2 separate regions of the Homo sapiens genome follow, and region 1 is linked to region 2. The links are chromatin loops, found by intact Hi-C in ENCODE. Cell type or tissue: OCI-LY7. All regions are shown on one strand. Each heading gives the region's core, and the rest is flanking DNA. Links, peaks and the distances in the headings are about the cores only.

Region 1 (2,914 bases), core at 208-2,707, 61 kb before region 2:
GCGGGCGGATCACGAGGTCAGGAGCGTGAGACCAGCCTGGCCAACATGGTGAAACCCTGTCTCTACTAAAAATACAAAAATTAGCCGGGCATGGTGGGGCACGCCTGTAATCCCAGCTACTCAGGAGGCTGAGGCAGGAGAATGGCTTGAACCCGGGAGGCAGAGGTTGCAGTGAGCTGAGTTCGCGCCATTGCACTCCAGCCTGGGCTACAGAGCAAACTCTGTCTCAAAAAACAAACAAACAAAAAAAACAAAACCACATTACCTTGCCACACACTTAGACCTCCCCAGACATACTGACTTAAAAAAAAAAATAAGAGTACTTTCCACCTGAATAAAGCTTTATATTTTCAAAGCACCTTATGTGATCCTTTCAACAATCTTGTGAGGGTGAAGTATCAATTCCATTTCACGATTAAAGGTGACTTGTCCAAGAGCTCATGGCTACTATAATGGGAAAGCTATCATTAGAAATCACATAACCTGACTCCTAGGCAGTCTTTCATTCAACCTCACTGCCTTGCTGAAATAACCAATCAGTCATTTTCATGAGAGGACAGAGAAAGGGCAGATAGTGAACTTACTGAAAATTCTCAGTCACTGCCTGTTTTCTTGGCTGCCTGCTGATTAGTGTGAACATTAATAGGGATCAGCAATCTTAAAAACAGTTCCAGTCCATTTTATACGAGTTCTGAGAAATGAGAGTTTCTTTTGCAATGAAATAGAACACCATGAGGAAAAAAAAAAAAAGCACTACATGCTTCCAGACCAGAGATTGCCCACATTCAAGGTGTTATTAGCCTCATTATTCTGCTAAGCTAGTAACAGCAGGTTACTGTCAAGAATCTTCCAGCCATTAGAAAGTCTACGGAAAACCAGGAATATAATGGGCCTTCACAAACTCACTGACTAACCTCTAACCAGAGCTGTCGGCCATCCTGCTCTGTGGGGCTGCTTTCAGTGGTGGCAAAGTACTGCATGCCATCCAAGAGGCAAGTCCAGGATGTCTTTTGCTTCAATGTATCACCATACCAGGCTGGATGGTGCTGGCACTGCAGCAGTTGGGCTTTGGCAGCTGACACAATGACACAGCCTTCTGTCTCTGCTCCACGAAGAACCATCTATGCCAGAGATAGAAGCAGAGTTAAGCTACCAAGGACGATGAGGTTAGTGAGCACATTGTATCAACCACTGCAGCTAGGTCTAATGCTGGCTTACCAAGTAAATTTTACTGGCTTTTAGACATAGAAGTGATTACCTATGATACCTATGAGAAGGCCAAATTTTTTGGAGCTCTATTCACCCATTCATATTTAGAGGTGGGGGAAGGGGAACAATATGATCATGATCTAGCCTGATGTTGAGGTAACTTGTAAAGAGAAGGTACCTGACAGTTGACCAATTCAATAAGGCAGTTTCGGTTGTATATGTCATCCGTCTGGCAGGCAGCAATGCCACACAACTGGTCACTCATGCCTGATTCCTCTTCTGTGAACACTACAAACCTATCTGTCTCTTCAATTAGCTTCTGCAACATGTAAGCACCTGGCAGAGAAATAGGAAGCAGGGAAAGGTCACAGTCTCAAAGGGAAAGACTTTTCCCTTTCCAGAGCCAAATTGATCTTCCCTCAATTTATCTGGCTAGGTAAGAGCTTAGAATACATCCTCCCAAACCTAAAACTCTAGCCCAGCCCATCCCTTGACCCATGAAGGCAAAACAAGGGTTATTTCACTTTCCCTTCAATTTTAATAAAAGTAACAGATTCCCAACAGAAACTTAGAAATGCTAGGTAACATTTTTTTCTCTTAGGTATTACTCTATGATCTCTCCCTTACCCCCATTTTATTTCTTTTTTCATTTCATATTATTTTACATGTTATTTGACCACTCTTTTCCACTTGAAACCACTCTCTTGCCATCAATGTCATTATATTCTCTGAGGTCTGCTGCTTCCCCTGATTATGTCTCCAGGCCCTCTTCCTTCTCCCAGGTCTAAGCTCCTCAGATCCATCCTTGGCATGTTCCCTTCTCTTTCCTACTCTTTCTCTTAATGGGTTTGTCTAACAGAGTGTATGGTTAAGAGCACAGTCTCCAGAATCAGACTAGTCTGCCTGTATTGTGACCTTGGGCAGTCTGCCCTCTTTGCATCATAGTTTACTTGTTTGTAAAAGAGTAACTCTCTCATGAGATTGCTATGAAAGTTTAACGGGGCCAGGCGCGGTGGCTCACGCCTGTAATCCCAGCACTTTGGGAGGCTGAAGTGGGCAGATCACGAGGTCAGGATATTGAGACCATCCTGGCCAACATGGTGATACTCCATCTCTACTAAAAATACAAAAATTAGCCAGGTGTGGTGGCATGCACCTGTAATCCCAGCTACTTGGGAGGCTGAGGTAGAAGAATAGCTTGAATCCAGGAGGCAGAGGTTGCAGTGAGCCGAGATTGCACCACTGCACTCCAGCCTGGTGACAGAGCAAGACTCCGTCTCAAAAAAAAAAAAAAAAAAAAAAAAGAAAAAGAAAAAGAAAAAGAAAAAAGAAAAAATGGAAAAATACATAAAAATATTCTCTTACCTCTATGCTGAAATTCCCAAATATCTATCTTTAGCCCTAAGCTTTTAGACTCTAATTTCCAGCTGTTTGTTAGACATTATATTGATACCTTACTAGTGACGCAAATTCAGCATGCCCAAATGTGAACTCAACAATCCTACACCTCCCAAACCTGTTTAGTCTCAGGCTCTATTTCTGATATTACTGTTACCATCATGCCAGTCATCAGGCTCAAAATCTAGTCGTTATAATTTTCTCCCTTAAACTCCTCCTTCCAACCAGTGGTCAGTTCACCCATATGCATCTTAATCTTTCCATCCATCTTATCTCCATTCCCACTGCCTCTACCTAGTTCTAGCCC
Region 2 (2,914 bases), core at 117-2,616:
GGAACCGGCAGCGCACCATGGCCATCGAACGGGCTTTACAGCAGTTCCTCTATGTGCAGATGGCCAAAGAACTCAAGAACAAGCTGCTGGCTGAAGCCAAGGAATATGTCATAAAGGTGAGGACAGAGACTCATGATTTTTTTTTTTTTTTTGGTGACAGAGTCTTGCTCTGTTGCCCAGGCTGGAGTGCAGTGGCGCAATCTTGGCTCACTGCAAGCTCTGCCTCCTAGGTTGATGCCATTCTCCTGCCTCAGCCTCCCGAGTACCTGGGACTACAGGCGCCCACCACCATGCCCAGCTAATTTTTTATATTTTTAGTATAAAATATGTTATATTTTTAGTATAAAATAACATGGTTTTACCGTGTTAGCCAGGATGGTCTCAATCTCCTGAACTCATGATCTGCCCACCTTGGCCTCCCAAAATGCTGGGATTACAGGCGTGAGCCACCACGCCCAGCCGAGACTCATGATTTTTAGTCATATGATTTCCCCAAACTATAGTTGGGCATGAAGGAACCCCTTAGGAATAGTCCCATAGCTAATGGAGAAACACGGGGGGCAGGTGAAGCATAATCTGAGAGGGAATGCTAACAAGGCCACAGGGACCACCTCTAAGACCTCTCTGCTCCAGGAGCTTCTCCCCTCCCCCAGCCCCACTCATCCAAACATTCTTTGTTTATATCACTGTTCTCTGTATACACTCCTGTTTCCACAAGCAAGATATGCCTTCAGGTGGTAAGCCTGCCAATGGCTAGGAACATCTGCACATAAGAGTACACACCCTCGCACATGTGTGTATGAGTGTGTTTCCATAGCACTCTTGGTGAGCCTGATGACCATAATGTCATCATGTATGTAATACCTGTTGTGTCTCTTCCCTCAGGCCTGTAGTCGAAAGCTCTACAATTGGTTGAGAGTGGCACCCTACCGACCAGATCAGCAGGTGGAAGAAGATGACGACTTTATGGACGAGAACCAAGGGAAGGGCATTCGAGTCCTCGGCATTGCTTTCTCCTCTGCCAGGTAACAGCCTATTTTTGCCTCCCCAGCACCATCTCTTGTCTTCCTAATTTCATTTTTCTCTCATTCATAACTTCATATTGCTGATTATTGCATTCTTGTTTTTCTGTCTGTCTGGCAGAGATCACCCTGTGTTCTGCGCCCTGGTCAATGGTGAAGGAGAAGTGACAGACTTCCTTCGACTGCCCCATTTTACCAAACGGCGAACTGCATGGAGAGAGGAAGAGCGGGAAAAGAAGGCAAGTGGCTAGGACGAGGATACTAAGTGTACATCTGGAGTATGTCTTATGATTCAGTGGAGATAAGTGTTTACGGTCTAAGCAACATCCTATGCAAGACTGATTGTGTCTGATCTGGTCACTGACTTGTCCCCTGGGATGCCTCACTTCCATGAGCAGTAGATGGCACTCAAGTTATCTAGTACGGGATTTGCTTCTGGCTTGAGGCCAGTTCCTAGGCCTTGTGTGCTTCTGGAGTTGCTTTAACTGCCTCTTTTCTTACCAGCATCTGGGTCAGGCTGTTCCAGCAGCTGAAAGCTACTGAGGCATGAAGCCAGCCTTTTCCCTGCTTTAGCCTTTCAGGGTGTCTTTTTTCCAGGGAAAGAAGACTTTCAATTCATTTGGTTGGTATATTTCTGAATTTTGTTTATCCTAATGGTATCTGTAGTATCTTTCAGTTTTGTTAACAGAGCCCCATTCTTGAAAGAAAAACTTCTTAAGAAACAACTATTTTTTAAATTTTATTATTATCATTATTATTATTATTATTATTATTATTATTATTATTGAAACAGAGTCTTGCTCCATCTCCAGGCTGGAGCGCAGTGGCAAGAACTCACCTCACTGCAACCTCTGCTTCCCAGGCTCAAGTGATCCTCCTGCCTTCCAAGTAGCTGGGACCAGAGGCGTGCACCACCACGCCTGTCTAATTTTTGTATTTTTTGTAGAGACACGGTTTCACCGTGTTGCCTAGGCAGGTGTCAAACTCCTAGACTCAAGTGATCCATCTGCCTCAGCCTCCCAAAGTGCTGGGATTACAGGTGTGAGCCACTGCACCCAGCCCTTAAAATCTTGAAATGGAGATCAGAATATCTAATAGTCCTAACTACTCACATTTTAGCAAAAGTCACACCACAAATGAAATAGCCACAAAAGGAGGACATGCAGGAGTGTGAGGCAGTGGAAAGTAAATCATAAGAAACTGGACATCTTTAAGATGAAGGAAATCATACTTAACCATGTTGACCTTTTCAAAGGGCCCTCACCCAAAAGAGGGCAGCTACTAGTTCTTTGTTTTGCTTCATCAAAACTAGAACCAATGGCTAAGTATTAGATTTTGGTTTACAATAAAAAAGAACGGTTTCCTAACTTCATCCTTGGGACCTAGCCAGTGGCACCTGGTACCACTGGAGCGCAGTTCTAGTCAGTGGAATTATTAAGCAGAGGCAGGGTTGGCCAACTTTCAGGAAGAGGTGGGAATAGTTCCTTGGTAGCACCTTGGACCAGATATCTTCTGAAGACTTCCAGTTCTTACAAGATCTCCAACATAGGGAGACAGAATTTCCTGAAATCTTTACATCCTCAGAGCCATTCAGCTTCAATTTTCTTTCAATCCAGGCTCAAGACATTGAAACGCTAAAGAAATTTCTCCTGAATAAGAAGCCTCATGTAGTGACAGTTGCAGGAGAGAACAGGTAGGTAGGGATTAGACCACACCTGGTTTAAGGCCGTGACCCAACTCATCCCTTATTATTGAGTCTGGCATATGCCCATAACAGATGGGGCTTGTGCTTGTGCAGGGAGTGTCCCTGGGGATGTTTGACCTCATTTTCTTCAAAGCCCTTTCCTCCCCTACCTCTTCACCCCCAAGGCAGTCATGAGACTGTCCATCCC

Evidence for each region. Hi-C counts contacts between places; a loop is a spot of excess contacts. Peaks named below come from ENCODE experiments on the same cell type or tissue, not always from the same donor. Only the 100,000 strongest peaks of a DNase experiment are listed, where the experiment ranks them.
Region 1: it touches region 2 in a loop (2.9-fold over the local background); 3 of 110 quality-filtered maps call a loop at or near these places.

The regions. Positions count from the first base shown.
Region 1 is chr17:28,622,846-28,625,759 of GRCh38, forward strand. It overlaps BLTP2 (bridge-like lipid transfer protein family member 2), which reads right to left. Exons shown (of 39, transcript NM_014680.5): 25 at 1,388-1,545; 26 at 915-1,121. Among named protein-coding and RNA genes, the nearest start is that of RSKR, 10 kb to the left of the region's middle. In OCI-LY7, for the core only: no CTCF peak of the experiment used is centred there; a DNase peak (open chromatin) is centred at 1,446; H3K27ac peaks cover 1,558 bases.
Region 2 is chr17:28,683,701-28,686,614 of GRCh38, forward strand. SUPT6H (SPT6 homolog, histone chaperone and transcription elongation factor) reads left to right here. Exons shown (of 37, transcript NM_003170.5): 17 at 1-116; 18 at 886-1,025; 19 at 1,144-1,261; 20 at 2,639-2,715. Among named protein-coding and RNA genes, the nearest start is that of SUPT6H, 23 kb to the left of the region's middle. In OCI-LY7, for the core only: no CTCF peak of the experiment used is centred there; no DNase peak of the experiment used is centred there.